2 separate regions of the Homo sapiens genome follow, and region 2 is linked to region 1. Evidence: chromatin loops called from intact Hi-C (ENCODE). Cell type or tissue: Calu3. All regions are shown on one strand.

Region 1 (8,000 bases):
AAATTCTGCCGATTACACAGCGAGCACTTTGACAAGAGAGCTTGATTTCACATGGGGCCTCCAGACCTGAGGTGAGAGGAGATTGTCCCCAGGTGGAAATAAAGATCTGGTGCTTCCCATAACAAGTTCTCATTAGCCAAAGGCTATAGTGTTGAAAATACATGCTATGTATAAAAGGTGACTTGTCTTCAAATTTTTCTTGTAACTAGAAAGATTGTCAGAATTTTAAATGCTCCACCACCCTAGCCAACATGGTGAAACACCATCTCTACTAAAAATACAAAAATCAGCCAGGCGTGGTGGCACGTGCCTATAGTCCCAGCTACTTGGGAGGCTGAGGCATAAGAATCACTTGAACCCAAGAGGCGGAGGTTGCACTGAGCTGAGATCCCGCCACTGCACACCAGCCTGGGCAATAAAGTGAGACTGTGTCTCAAAAAAAAAAAAAAAAAAAGAGAAGAATGTGGATATTTATTTGCTTGAATTCAGAATCCATTTACCTGGAGCTGAGGCCTATGAAAACCTGGACAAAAAGATCACCAGGCCCCATGCCTATCAGGGAAATCTTTGGAATGATTGCTAATGGGGTGGAGCTGGGCACTGGAGGCACTGAGTGGGAGGAGAAATTCTGTCATGGAGACAGAGGTGTGTCCAGGTAGGCTTGGTGAGAGACACACAGATTCGACATGGGTCCTGAAGGATGCAGAAGGGGGAGGGTGGTGGGGAGGAGGTGAGAAGGGCGTCTGGAAGGGCCAGGAACAGTGTGGATGGGTCAGCATGATCCCTGGTCAGGGGTGAGGGAGGAGACTCTGTGACAAGATTGGGCTGCTTCTCCATGTTGGGCTGCTCTTGCTAACAGGGGAGATGACTGAGAGCAAAGGTTACTTAATGAGATTTTTCTAGACATCTAATATGAGTGTCGCCCAACTGGAACCACAGGCCAGAGTCCATATAGGCTGTGGGAAGTGGGGTATGGCCATAGTGGAACAATGGGAAAACCATCTAAGATTCAGGGCATTTAACTTAGGGGTAGAGAGGAGTGTCGCACTGAAACCCTATTGACTCTAGTGGGGAAGGTACCAGATTCAAGAGGCTGGAGAGGAGACCCAGCGCCAGCAAACAAAACATGAGATTTTGGGGGGGTTTTTTGAGACAGAATCTCCCTCTGTTGCCCAGGCTGGAGCAAGTGGTGCCCTCTCGGCTCACTGAAGCCTCCACCTCCTAGGTTCAAGCAATTCTCCTGCTGCAGCCTCCTGAGTAGCTGGGATTACAAGCGTGCACCACCATGCCCAGCTAATTTTTGTATTTTTGTAGAGATGGAGTTTTACCATGTTAGCAAGGCTGGTCTCGAACTCCTGACCTCAAGTGATCTGCCTGCCTCTGCCTCCCAAAGTGCTGGGATTACATGCGTGAGCCACCGCACCCAGCCCATGAGATTTTACTGGAGGCTTACATACAGGGGAGAGGGCCCAGTGGCCGTGGGCTGGGCAAGATATCGGCCTTCCCTACAGTAAAGTGGTGGCGGCTAGGCAGGAAAACCACAGCTCCTTGCAAAAAGCCCGCAGTTCACGTAGCATTTCTACTTAACACCTTCTCCCTAACAACCTCCACCTGGCAATCCTCACTCAACCCAAAACTCAGGGCCTGAATCCCCGTGTTCCATGGCGTGGGCCAGGGGCTCAGATGTTCCTGATAGACATGGAACAAATCTCCGAGTTCGCCACTCCTGGATTCCCTAGCCCAGAACTCACATTCAGGTGCATCTGCCATACAGAGTCCTTCTCAGGGTACACTTAAATTATTGCTATCATGTGCACTTACCTACAAGGAGTCAGGGTTCAGTAGAAGTAAGGCTGTCTTTCTCATAATAGAAGGGCCAGGTCATGGCAGACTTTGCACCTGGGTTAAGTCGAGGCAGAGAGGTTTCCTCTCATGTGCCATTTCTGAGGAAATCATAGCACCTGCCTGGAGGGCTGTGCTGAGAAGGACATCAGCTCCTCAGAATTTCCCACAGACCTCTGCGTGAACAGCCCTGTTCCCCTCCCTGACTGCATTTCCCACCGCTGCGCTGAGCTGGGCTCACCATGGGGAAAAATGGCCCAACGGTTAGCCCTACCCCTCAGTGGGGCCATCTTTACGTTGACACAATGCCAACCACAACATTCCCATCCCTGAGCAAGTTTATGCAGCAACTGTAACACTTGAACCCTGGCTGGGAGAGGTCCTTGTGGAGCTTTTCCAACTCTAACGTTTTAGGATGGAACCAAGGTGATAAAAACACAAAACTTAACTCCTACTTAGATGGGGCCAAGATGAAATTGACCAGGCTTTCATAACAGAGAACTGCAGAGTCCCTGTTCACCTTCGGCTGTCAAGTGGATTAACCAGTACTCAAAAGGTGTTTCAAAACCCAAAGCACCACAGCAAAGAATTCAACCAGTGAAATATTAATGGGTTGTGCTGGAAGATAAAATTAAATACTTAGTATTTGTCGAGTACCAAAGAAAATTACACCAAATAACTCAAAACGAAATATTTAATTAGCTGCTCTGAAACGGATTTGTTCTGAAACCATTAATCTCATTAACACACACAACTTCCCTTTCACAGTACCTGCTTTGTTTTTGTATGAGGCCGACACGCAGCTCACATTTGTCTACTTGTGTATGTGGATATCTCTAAGAGCCTCCTCGTAATACAAACTGTGTTTCTGCTTCCTTGCTTCCCATATTTGTGGGTAACATTCATTATCCACAAAACAAAATAAAGAAATTGCTCCAAATGAGAAACAGTCGATGTTTCCAACTGCACAGAGAAGGGGCTATTTTTCCAACGTGCACTGCAGATGTGGCAGCTGAATGCATGTGCACACGAAAACGCTAAATGAACAGCCCGCATAATCGTGACAATTATACGTTGCAATATGTTCTGTTTCTACTCATTAACTCGGGAAGTTCCAAGGAGGGGTAAAAAGTCGGTCGTTCTGTTCTCTTAAAACTGCAGCTTTGTGGACTCTACCTGCTTACTGATAAATTTGACATTATTGAAAAAATACTGTAATAAATTTAGAAACAAAGATTATTCCCACTGAAAAATTATATAATTAACATTTTGAAAGCAGCTGGGATCGGGAGTATTGGAAATAATACCAATACAATACTGCCATCTAGAGGAAACTGGGAGAAACCACAGCCCTTTTTTATTTTTCTGATTGCCGTCTTCCCAGTTGTAAAATCAGCAGCGTAATAAAAGGGTTTGCTGGCTGGTATATGTGATAACGATGGGGAAGGGAGACTCACAGTTCCAAATAATGCAATCTTTAGATGAGAGATCTCAAAATTTTTCTTCACATCCCTGAACTCTGAGGCGTCGGAGACGTTGAGGAGGGGCATGTTAACCAGAAAAAGAGGGGCAAACTCAGATCTCCACGAGGCCCGCCAAGAGCCTGAATGCATGTGCAGCCCAGTCTTAGTATTGCCCTTCCTTTTTTTGCGTGTTTTTGGTTGTTTGTTTGTTTAAGGAAAGCTGAAAATGTGTACATGTGTGTGAAATCTCCAGATATTTTAATTTGGCAACTTCTAAAAAATTTAGCTGTGCGGTCTGAATAAAACATGTCTGAGGACCAGCTTTGGCTCAAAGACAGCCAGTTTGTGACAGCCAGTTTGTGATCTTTGGGATAGAAGAAAAAATATTGCCAGTGAATACTGACCAAATGAGAAAGGAAGAGAGAACCCAGGGGGCTGTTACCAGCTTAGAAATGTGTCAAGTGCTTATGTGCCACACTGAAATGCCAGTCTAGACAAGATTCGAACACAGCATTGGATTTAGCTGTCCTGCCCTCTGTAATTTATACAGCTGTGCAGTGTAAGGCTTAATGAAACCGTGCACCGTCTTTTATTATTATTATTATTATTATTATTATTATTATTATTATTACTTATTTAGTTATTTATTTTGAGATGGAGTTTCACTCTTGTCACCCAGGCTGGAGTCCAAGGGTGCGATCTTGGCTCACTGCAACCTCTGCCTCCCAGGTTCAAGTGATTCTCCTGACTCAATCTCCCGAGCAGTTGGGATTACAGGCGCGTGCCAGCACACCTGGCTAATTTTTGTATTTTTAGTAGAGACGGGGTTTCATCACATTGGCCAGGCTGGTCTCGAACTCCTGACCTCAGGTGATGCGCCCACCTCGGCCTCCCAAAGTGCTGGGATTACAGGCGTGAGCCACCATGCCCGGCCTGTGCACCATCTATCTGCAAATGCAGTAAGTGGTTTCCCCACTCACACGCTGATTCATCAGTAGGTTAGGCCAGTCCTTTCTCTACCCTGGTTACACCTGAGAAATCTCCCCCAGGAGTTCATCACCAGTTAATGGAAGACACAATGGGAGAGAAAGAAAGGAGAAGAAAGCACTAAAATAAAGTCAAAGACAGAAATTGCCAAAGAAGACAGGGGCTGTTGTTCTGATGTTTTCAAATAATCACATCATTGAACCAGGAAAAAAAATCATAACTAATAGTGGCCACAATGTCAAATAACCAAAAGAGACTTAGAGAAAAAAATGTGTACAAAGTGATGCCAGGCTCTGTATGTGCCTCTATTGAGTAAATAAATTTTTGCAGGTAGGGAACACAGTGCCAAGCAAGTTGAGAGGTTGCCATTGATTTGCACTCTCAGCTAATTTGCACTGAGGTGCTCCAGCTCGTTTTCCCTCTTGGTTAAATAATTGAGGGGTTATAACTGTCACAGAACAAAGAAAACCATGACATGAGTATCACAACTTTTGTATCTGATTCCACATACTTCTGATAAACAGATTAAGGAAGGACATTTCAAATACGTGTATGGGAGAGATCGGGAGGGAAAGGTTCACGGGCATGAGCAGTCAGAGAGGTGAGGCAGGTGCAGCTTCCCAACTCGCCCTTCTCTTCCTTGTTCCATTGTTTCAATGTATGAAAAAGGAGTGTTGAAATGTACTCTTGCAATTGTGGATTTGTCTGGTTCTTGCCTTAATTGCATGAGCTTTTGTTTCATGCATTTTGAAGCTCTGTTATCATGTACTTCTTATATAAACATATTTAGGATGTGTGTGCTTTGTTGGTAAATTAACCCTTTCCTCAATATGAAATGTCCCTCTTTATATGTAGTAACAATCTTTGTCTTGAAGGCTACTTTGTGTGAAATTGATATAAGCATACCAGCTTTCTTATGCCTACTATTTTGTAATACATAATTTCCCCCTCCTTTTTGACATGTGTATTTATACTTACATTTCATCATTTATGGGCAACACACTGTGGGTCTTACATTTTTATTCGGTCAGAAGTTCTCTGCCTCTTGAATAAAGAGTTTAGGCAGTTCACTTTAAGTAATTATTAATATGACTGGGTTTAATTGTATTATCTTGCTATTTGTTTTGTGTTTTTCCAGTTGTTTTTTTTTTTCTTTTTTCTGAGATGGAGTCTTGTTCGGTCACCCAGGCTGGAGTGCAGTGGCGTAATCTCAGCTCACTGCAACCTCCGCCCCCCAGGTTTAAGCAATTCTCCTGCCTTAGCTTCCGAAGTCGCTGGGATTACAGGCACGTGCCACCACACCTGGCTAGTTTTTGTATTTTTAGTAGAGGCAGGGTTTCACCATGTTGGCCAGGCTGGTCTCGAACTCCCAGCCTCCCAAAGTGCTGGGATTACAGACATGAGCCACCGCGCACAGCCTTTCCATTCTTTTTTGTTTGTTCTTGTTCCTCCATCTCTCCTTGCTTGTTTTCTTTTGAATTAACCAGATTTTTAATATTCTGTGTCTTCCATTGAGGTTTTAGCTATGTCTTATTTTTTATAGCAGCTACTCTAGTGAGTAGAACATTCACCCTTACCTTATTACACACTACAGAGTAATATTCCACTTCATGTGAAGTGCAAGGTGCTTTCAAGAGTATAGTTTCATTTTTGTCCCCTGAGCTATTGTCATATTTTGTTCAACATATATTGTAAATTTCGAAATGCAATATTACCTTTGCTTCAAAGTGTTACATGTTTCTTAAAGAAGTTGAGAAGTAAGGTTGGACACAGTGGCTCATTCCTTTAATCCCAGCACTTTGGGAGGCCAAGGCAGGAGGATCACTTGAGGCCAGAAGTTCAAGACCAGCCTGGCCAACATAACAAGACCCTGGATAAAATAACTTTTCATCTTCCAATTGATCTCAATTTTTAAAAAGATAAAGAAAAAAAGAAATTGAGAACAAAACAGTATTTTTTATATTTATCCATGTATTTAAAATTTCTGGTCTTTGCTTTACTTCCGTAGGTCTGAGTTTTCATCTAATGTCATTTATTTGGAGGCTAAAGAACTTCCGTTAGCATTTCTCATAGTGTAGATCTGCTGGCAACATATCTTTTCAGCTTTTTAAAAATGGATCTGAAAATCTATTTTATTCTAATTTTTGAAGGATATTCATGCTGGATAAAGTTAGCATGAAAACACCTGTCTTTGCTGACAGTTTTCCTTCTTCTTTCAATGAGTTTAAGAAGTTCTTATATGTCTTCTGGCCCTCATTACTTCCCAGTAGAAGGCATTTGTCATATGCATCTTTGTTCTCCTGTGTTGGGTCTTTTTTTCTTTGGCTTCTTTTAAGATTTTCTAAGTGGAGTTCTCTTTGTACTTATCTTGTTTGGGATTTACTGAGCGTCTTGGATGAATATTAATTTTTTACTACCCAATTTTGGGAATTTTCAGGTATTATTTTCTCAAATATTTTTTCTGCCCATTCCCTCCCTTCTCCTTTTCTTGAATCCCAATTATGTGGATGTTAGACAACTTAATAATCTCACATGATCACTAAGTCTCTGTTCATTGTTTTCATCTTTCCACTTTTTTCTCTTTCTTCTTCAGATGGGATAATTTTTATTGATTTCTCTTCAAGTTCACTGTACCTTTTCTTGTGAAGTCTCCAATCTGCTGTCAAACCCCTCCAGTAAAGTCTTCATTTCTAACAGCATACCTTTCGGTTATAGAATTTTCATTTGTTTCTTTTTATAAGGCTCATTGCTCTATTGAGGTTTTCCATTTGAGGTTTTCCACCTGTTCACTTATTGTGGCCATGTTTTCCTTTTTACCTCTGAACATATTTGTAATGGCAATCTTAAAATTTTAGTCTTTACAACATCTGAACTCTATAGTTCAGTTTAGTCTTTACAACATATAAAACTCTATTCCCATTAACTGGGTTTTGTTCCCTTGATCATGAGTAACATAATTCTAACTTCTTATATGTCTAGAAATTTTTTATTGTATGCTGGGCATTAGGTGTGATACATTATGAAGAGTCTAGATTATGTTGTCTTCTTTAAAGAATGTTAGTTTTGTTCTGCAAAGCAGTCAGTTGGTGCCAAGTTCCCCTACTCTGGCTTGGTTTTATTCCTTTTTCAGGGTGGTTCTGTTTTACATTTATTCCTAGTCCAGGACATTATTGCAGGAGTTGGCAAATATTGTGTGCATAGGACCAGGTAGTAAATATTTTGGCCTTTGTGAGTCAAATATGGTCTCTGTCTCATTTTCCTTCTTCCTCTCCTTTCCCCACTCCTCCTCTTCCTTCACCTTCTCCTGATGCTGCTGCTTCTAAAATGCAGAATTATTCTTGGATTGTGGGGTGCACAAATCAAGCCCAGAAGCCAGATTTGGCCACAGTTTTCTGACCTGTGCCCTAGAACATGATCCTACTCCTAGCACGTGGCCTTTATGAGGTTTGAAGCATTCACTGAAAACATTCCATCTGGTTTGTCCAAAACTCCAATGTCTCACAGTACCATACAACCCCTAGCCAATCAAAAGCCACTCTCTGCTAAGCCTCATGAAGCCTCACTCGGTGTATCTGCCTCCTAGCCCTGAGTGAAGGACCCGTAAGAAACCCATATCCTCCTTACCTGCACTAAAGTCCATAAACTGCACCAGACAGAAAGCTGCAGTGACTGTGTGGTTCACTTCTCTCAAGGAATATGGTCTCACGT
Region 2 (8,000 bases), 54 kb before region 1:
AATAATTTCAGAAGGAATGGTATCAGCTCCTCTTTGTACGTCTGGTAGAATTCAGCTGTGAATCCATCTGGTCCTGGACTTTTTTTGGTTGGTAGACTATTAATTATTGCCTCAATTTCAGAGCCTGTTATTGGTCTATTTAGAGATTCAACTTCTTCTTTTTTTTTTTTTTTTTTGTGAGACAGAGTCTTGCTCTGTCATCCAGGCTGGAAGCATGATCTCCGCTCACTGCAACCTCTGCACTCTGGGTTCAAGCAATTCTCTTGCCTCAACTTCCTGAATAGCTGGGATTACATGTGTGTGCAACCATGCCTGACTAATTTTTGTATTTCTAGTAGAGACGGGGTTTCACCGTGTTGGCCAGGCTGGTCTCGAACTCCTGATCTTAAGTGAACCACTCACCACGGCCTCCCAAAGTGCTGGGATTAGAGGCACAAGCCACTGCGTCCTGCCCAGATCTCATCTTTAAGGATCCTTTTTCTAGGGAAGCTTTCCCTATCTCCCCAAAGCTAAGTCCATGTTCCTTTTATGTGATCAGAGTCTCCTGGCTCATCTCAAACATCACCTTGACCATGTTGAGTTATGATGGTTTACTTGGAAGTTATCTACCTGTCTCTCCTACTAGACTATAAATGCAAGGAGGACAAGAGCTAGGTGTCTGCTTTGTTCGCTATGCCATCCCTAGCCCTCTCCAAAGTACAGTGCCTGCCACATAGCAGGTGCTCCATAAATATTTGTTGAATTTATTGAAGAAACCTACTGATCTGCTAACTCTTATGATCCACCTGGCCACTGTGACAACTTCCAGGAAACAAATACATGAGCCCTGATGGCATCAAATATGTGCTTTCTCTAGGGCAGCTGTGTGAAACCATAGAAGCAATGGCAGAACCTTCTAGAAGCCTCTTCATTGTCCTTGCTCTCTAAGCACATGAAACAGACACAGTACGGTCCTTATTCTCAAACGAGCCTGAATTCCCACGAAGGATAATGGACACACAGAAAGCCAAGGTGCACCCACAAAAGACAACAGCAGAGAGAAGGCAGTGAGCAGTTAAAGCCCACAGAAGAGAGGTCTCTTCCAAGAAGAGGCAGGGACCATCCCCAGAGGACTTGGCAAACAGATAGCATCTGAAAAGGTGGATTAAATTGGCAAAGTGTTGAAAACATGCAGACTCTACTCTTCAAGTCTCTGCAAAAAGGTAGCCATGGGAAAACCAGAGCCGCCCTGAGGTGGGGGGAAACCCTTGTAGCTAGAACCGATGATTCACAAAGGAAGAGGAGAAGAACCGAAAGCCTAGAAACAGCTCAGATAGATCATGGAAGTCTGAACTCCAGGTTATAGAGTTTGCACCCTGATCTCTAGGTAATAGAGAGCCTTGGAGAGTTTTAGGGGCATGTTTCCCTCAAAGTAGAGGTTGGGGACAATTAATCTGGCAAGATGAAGGAAGTGTCAGAAGAAGGAGGCTCCAGCAGCAGAGGGGTAGGCTAGGAGGCTGCAGTAGTGGTAGTGAGGTCAGAAGGGACTCATCTCTTCCAGATCAATCTGGACCACGGAGGCAAAGTGAGGAAGAAATGAGGTGAAGGGAAAGGAGGGCCAGGCTTGGGGGTGCATTGTGAGTAAAGAAGGATTTGATTTTTTTTTTTTTGAGACGGAGTTTCACTCTTGTTGCCCAAGCTGGAGTGCAAGGCATGATCTTGGCTCACTGCAACCTCTGACTCCCCAGTTCAAGCAATTCTCTTGCCTCAGCCTCCTGAGTACCTGGGATTACAGGTGTGCACCACCACGCCCAGCTAATTTTTTGTATTTTTAGTAGAAACAGGGTTTCACCATGTTAGCCAGCCTAGTCTCAAATTCCAGACCTCAGGTGATCTGCCTGCCTCGGCCTCCCAAAGTGCTGGGATCACAGGCGTGAGCCACCACACCTGGCCAAGAAGGATTTGATTTTACCTGAAGTATTTTAATTATTTACAATAAAAATGTATTTATGTGAAACTTAAGTGATTAAAAAGTATTAAAATTTTTTGAAGGAACAAGCAAGGGAAATAATAAGAAAGAAAGAACTAAAGGAAGTTGAAAGAAAAAGAAAGATTGAGGTAGAGCAGGAAGAAAGGAAGACAGGGAAGAAAGAAAATAAGAAAGTATAATTCAGTAGATTCAGGAGGATTACTCATTGAGAAATATTTACTGGGTGCCTTCGATGTGCCAAGTGCTCTTATAGGCACTAGGGTAAAATAATAGATAGGATAGAAAAAATTTCTTCCCTCGTGGAACTTATATTTAATGGAAAAGACAGATAATAAACAAGCTGATGCATAATTCCAAATAGTGATATGAAAATTTTTTAAAAAGCTAGCAGTATAAAAGGAGAGAGAATGTTCCTGCTATCTATTATTATATAAATATCAACCACCAAAGAGTGGGTTTTAATAATCATCATCCTTTGTTTTTTGTCTCGATTCTGCAGGTTGGGCGGGGCTGAGTGGGGACAGCCCATCTCAGCTCTACTCAGCATCTCTGGAGCAGCTCTGAGGTTAGAGGCTGGAACCATCTGGAGCCTTTTTCTCTCACCTGTCTGGAGTTGATGCTGGCTGGCAGCTGGCATCTGACACGGTACTGTTGGCTGGAACATCACATGGCCTCTCCATGTAGTATAGGCTTCCTCACAATATGGTGGGTAAATCCCAAGCGCAAACATCCTAAGATAGATGAGAGACAGGGACAGAAAGGGGGCATGAGTGGCAGGCTGGCACTACCTTGCATCTTCTAATCTAGACTCAGGGGTCCTCCAGCACCACTTCCATTGCATTCTCTTCCTAGAGGTGAGTCACTAAAGCCAGTCCATATTCAAGAAGTGGAAAATTGGATTCCACCTTTTTATAGGAGGCGTGCTAAATAATTTGTAGATGTCACAGACAACAATGTGAGAGAATGGTATGTATACCAGATGGTTAGTAAAGGGGACTCCAAATTCCATATCAGTCAGGATTCTCCAGAAAAACAGAACCAATAGGAAATTAGATAGATAAATAGATAGACAGATAGACTGATAGATTGATAGATATGATACACACATACATATATGCACAGATCTATGTAGATACACATGTACAGTACATATATAAGCCTATATACATATGTATATGTATATGCAGGCATATGTGTATGCATGTGTGTGTGCATGTATATGTAGATATAAAGAGTTATATTTTAAGGAGTTGGCACATACAATTGTGGGAGCTGGCAAGTCTGAAATTCACAGGTCAGGCCAATAGACTGGAAACCTGGGCAGAAGTTAGAGGATTGGGAACCACTGGAAGATTCTGGGCAGGGGAGTAGTATGATCCACTTCACTCCATTTAAAGACAGCACTGGCTGCCGGGGAGGAGGTATGCTGGAAGGATTGCCAAGTGTGAGCAGCTCCCAGGTCCAGGAGTGGGGAAGGATGAGTCGAAGAGGCACTGTGCAGGACAGCCCTGAGCTTCCCATGCCCACTGATGGAGCACAGTCGCCATGAGACAGAAACCAAGAAATCATCCTGGGGAGTGGCTTAGGGATTCTGTTAGAGAAAAATTAGTTTTGAAACAAAAACTGTACAACCCTCTAGAATAAAAGCAGTGGGAATTCAGGCCTAGAGCTGGCCTGCTGGCTCAGGGCTGCAGGTACGCTTCTCAAAGGCAGGGCTTAGAGGTGGTGTCTGAAACCATGGGCCTGAGGGGCTCAGGAAGGGCGAGAGAGGGAAGAGGGCACAAGACCTCCCAGCCACCAGCTCCTTAGGATTATCTATTCATGGCCACAGACAGAGGTTTCACGTGTTGAGGCAAGAAAAAGAAAACAGTTTGAAGAGAACACTCCTCTGTTCTCAGCCTCCTGAAAAGGTCACGCGTGTGATGAGGTATTAAAGGCAGTCCGGGAGACAGTTGAGGGCCAGCAGTATGCAGGCATGCATTACTTATGAGACTCCACTGAAATGTAAATTGGGGTGAGTTTATTGGTTCCCTTGGTCTTAAATGGAATCATAAAGTATTCACTGGGTCCAGCGAAGGCCTTTGAGATCTGGAGCTCTGCAAGAAATATGCGGCATACTAAGGTTACATTAATAAAAAATAAATAAATCCGTGTCCAAGAAACTCTTGCTTGTGCACTATAAAACTGCCCATTCTGTAGATATTAATGTTTAATGTGTTTGTAAAAAGCAGTCGGCTTTGCCGAGCACAGCAACAAAAACATCCCTCACCCCTCAGTACTTAACATCTCAGCACGTCTCCTAAGTGCTCTGGTGGAGAACACGCCAGCCTGGGTGGGAAAAGAGAGTTCTGGACAGTGCCTACTGGAGCCACATTAAAACACTGTTTCCCTAAGAGAAAACGTGCTCGTTTCCTCACCCATCAGCCGCTGCTACTGATGTAAGGGCGAGTCAGACTTGCATGCCCCCCCTCCACATACGACTGGCCTGCCGTGCTCAGGAGAAATGGTAAGAGAAATTGCCGTTCTCAACTGAATACGTAATGACTAGAAATCTGTTTAGAGAAAGGCACTCAAAAGATAACTGCTTCAAAACAAACAAGGTTTGTTTTATGGAAAAGATCTGATAAACACCTGACTCAGAGGAGCACAAATATTTCGCTTCAGACCACAGACGCAACCCCACCTGTTTCCTAGACGTTTCTAGAAAGTTCACACCAATCGATGGGCATCATCGCTTTCCTAGGCACGTCTGATCGGCTGCACTTGGTAGCTGTGATGTTCTGCTTTTGGTCCTGACTCAGTGCAGAGAAATTTCTGCTTCCCCTAAGCTGATCTGCAGTTGGGAAACAGGCTGCCACACCTAGACCTGCTGACCAAGCCTTACCGTGTTACCTTACACCTTGAGGAGCCACTGGGAACTAAATGGTAAAATAAGAACGGACTGTTACACAGAACAGAGCTAAACACTCAGGAATGGGAATAGATCGTTAAACCCAGCATCAGGTGCCCCACCCCACTCACCAGCAAACTGTAGCAAGGATCTGCAAAAAAGGAGTGGGAACAATAGCTAGAGACAGTCTCTCTCTCTCTCTGTCTCTCTCTGTCTCTCTCTCTCTCTCTGTATCTCTGTCTGTCTCTCTCTGTCTCTCTGTCTCTCTCTCTCTGTCTCTCTGTCTCTCTCTCTTTCTCTCTGTGTCTTTCTCCACATTCTGGAATTCAGCAGATCCATTTTCATTTCTGTCTAGACTTCAGCACCCACTGACTGTCTACCTGATGTCATGGACCAAGCTCTCCCTGACAGAACAAGCCTTCTAGCTTTAGAAGTGCTGGGAGAAACTTGGGGCCCTGCTTCTTATATGATAAGTGGAAGTCAGGCTTAACATGCTCCAAAGGAAAAGCTTTGCTTCTCACATCCAGTATTGTGGAGTCAATCGTATTCCCCAAAATATGTGCTGAAGTCTGAATCCCTGGTACTTGTGAATGTGACCTTATTTGGAAACAGGGTCTTTAGAGATGTAATCAAATTAAGATAAACCCCTCCTGGCTTAGAATGGGCCTTAAATCCAATGACTGGTATCCTTGCAAGGAGAGGGAATGGGAGACACACAGACATACAGGGGGAAAGACCGTGTGAAGACGGCAGCAGAGACTGGAGGGACGCTGCCACAACCAACAAATGCCAAGGACTGCCTGCAACCACAAGAAGCTAGAAGAGCCAAGGAAGGATTCTCCCCTAGAGACTTCAGAGAAATGATGGCTCTGCCAACATCTAGATTTCAGACTTTAGTCCTGTAAAACTGTAAGACAATACATGTCTGTCGCTATAAGCCACCCAGCTTGCAGCAGTGTGTTATGGAAGTCCTACAACACGAATGCACCCAGGGATACATGTGGGGAAGCTCAGGAATAAAAAAAGAGAAATGCCTGAGCTCAGTGGCACCAATGAGATCACGGTGAACACGAAGATATTCAGAACTGGCCCCAAAGAGGCCTCCCATTAGGGCCACACTGAGGTTACCAATAAAGCCCAACCAGGCAGGATGTGCTCAGGACGTATCTGTCCTCCTGAAGTTTCCAGGCAGTGTCAGCCACGAGAAAGGTGTCTCCAAGAGCCTTACCAAGGCAACAGAAGAACTGAGATGAGAGAAGTTGAACGCCCAGAGAGGTTGGGAACAGGGAGGAGGCTCAAACAGCTGTGTGCCCAGACAGCCACGTCGCATCATAGTCTGCTCCAAGGAGGGGGGCTGACTATCCCCAAATAGTTCCCCTCCAGCCTGCCACTAAATTGTTGTTTATTTCTAAAATGCCTTAGCTAAGAAGCACATAAACCACTCTCCACTGGTGCCATGACTCTTCCCCACTGGGACCCAGGAGCTGGAGCAGGACCTAGTAGAGACTAGACACTCCATAGCAATGAGCTGAATGACTGCACTGTGAAGGAATGCATGATTTGGTAAAAGCAGAGAGAAGAGAGGAGCCCCCTTTAGATCCCAGAAAGTTAAGCGGAGGAGAGTCGAGGGCTGCAGGAAGCACAGCAGAGAGGGGCTTCTGGAAATGGTGAGCAGAATGGGTGCCTTGGAGGGCGGCTCTGAAATGCCAGGGTCACTTAGTGACCCGGAATTTGCTAACCCTCCAGCCTTCTCTCACTCCCTTCTCTTACGTTTTATGCCCAATTCCTAATTGTTTCCAGTTGTCTGCACTTGCCTTGCTATTTTGGGCATCAGGCCTTTGCGCATGCTGTTCCCTGAGCCTGGAAGGTTGTCCTGTTGCATTCTCCAATACCATTGCTTGTCATCCCCTCCTCTAGGAAGCCCTCCTGGATAACCCCATCCAGTGCCTACTTGCACATCCCATGGTATTGCAACAACCTGGGGCCTTCCAGGGCTCCCTCTTTAGCTCACCTCTATAACTTCAGAAACTGAGACAAACTCCAGGTGAATGTCTCACTTAACTGGGGTGGGATGGGATGGGATGGACAGGATGGGACAGGATGGGATGGGAGTAGGGGGATGTGGAGAGGCAAGAATGACAAGGATGAGGATGGGGCTGGCCCAAAGAGGGGAAATACCAAATGAGGAATGGGCCAATAACCAAGACAGATTTGGGGTCTGAAGGGATTCTGCCTGGAATAAACCTGGTTTTGAGTCGTCCGTGAATGCCCTTTAAAACAGAGTGTGGACATATTTATTTAGGGAAGAAACTAAAGTAACGTGATTTGCCCCGTTTTTTGCTCCAAGTCCTCCTGGTTTGGCTTCTGGGATCTGCTTTCCCTAGACAGCCTCACGCTGGCATCCAGCAGCAAACAATCTTGTGGACAATTAATGTCAGCTGTTCTAGAAAGTCAAACCATGACTTCTTGGAATCAAGTCTGCCATCAGCTCATTGAAATGGACCTGCCTCCTTCCCCTTTTCTCTCTTGAATGATGAGGAAGTGAATGAATGAGTGAATGAATGAATGAATGAATGTGGTTTATCATGGCAGGATAAATAATACTTGGCCCTAACAACAAGCATAGCAGTGTGGAAACAGCACAGGTTTTGGAGTCAGATGGGCCCAGTTTAATGTCACTTCCTAGCTCCATGACCTTCTGCAAATGGCTGTCCCTCTGAGGGGCCCCAGTCTCTCAGCAACAATATGGTTGTTACTGAGAATTAAAGATCAATATATAAAGTTTCCAGCACCTAACAGGTGCTTCGTATCAAGAGTTTCCTTCCTCATTCCTCCATCCTCTCCTTCCTCTCTCCTTTGTTCCTTCCTTACAATCATTAACATTTGATAAACACCTACCAGATGGCAAGCCTTGCATGCAAGGGGCTTTCCTGTACATCTTCTCATTTAATCATTGCTCACATCCTTATAGGGTGAAGGCTAAGGTTAAATACTCTCCTGCATTCGTTTTCTAGGGCTGTTGTAACAAAGTACCACACACCAGGTGCTGAAAATCACAGAAATTTATTATTTGACAGTCTGGAAGCTGCAAGTCCAAGATCAAGATGTTGGCAGGGTTGCCTCCTTCTGAGTGCTGTGAGG

The links. Hi-C counts contacts between places; a loop is a spot of excess contacts. Peaks named below come from ENCODE experiments on the same cell type or tissue, not always from the same donor. Only the 100,000 strongest peaks of a DNase experiment are listed, where the experiment ranks them.
Region 2: it touches region 1 in a loop (3.0-fold over the local background); 4 of 110 quality-filtered maps call a loop at or near these places.

Annotation. Positions count from the first base shown.
Region 1 is chr4:27,043,691-27,051,690 of GRCh38, reverse strand. No RefSeq gene overlaps it. Among named protein-coding and RNA genes, the nearest start is that of LINC02261, 170 kb to the left of the region's middle. In Calu3, a CTCF peak has its summit at 3,232; no DNase peak of the experiment used is centred here.
Region 2 is chr4:27,097,701-27,105,700 of GRCh38, reverse strand. No RefSeq gene overlaps it. Among named protein-coding and RNA genes, the nearest start is that of LINC02261, 120 kb to the left of the region's middle. RefSeq lists an enhancer at 3,659-4,159. In Calu3, no CTCF peak of the experiment used is centred here; DNase peaks (open chromatin) are centred at 4,430 and 4,790.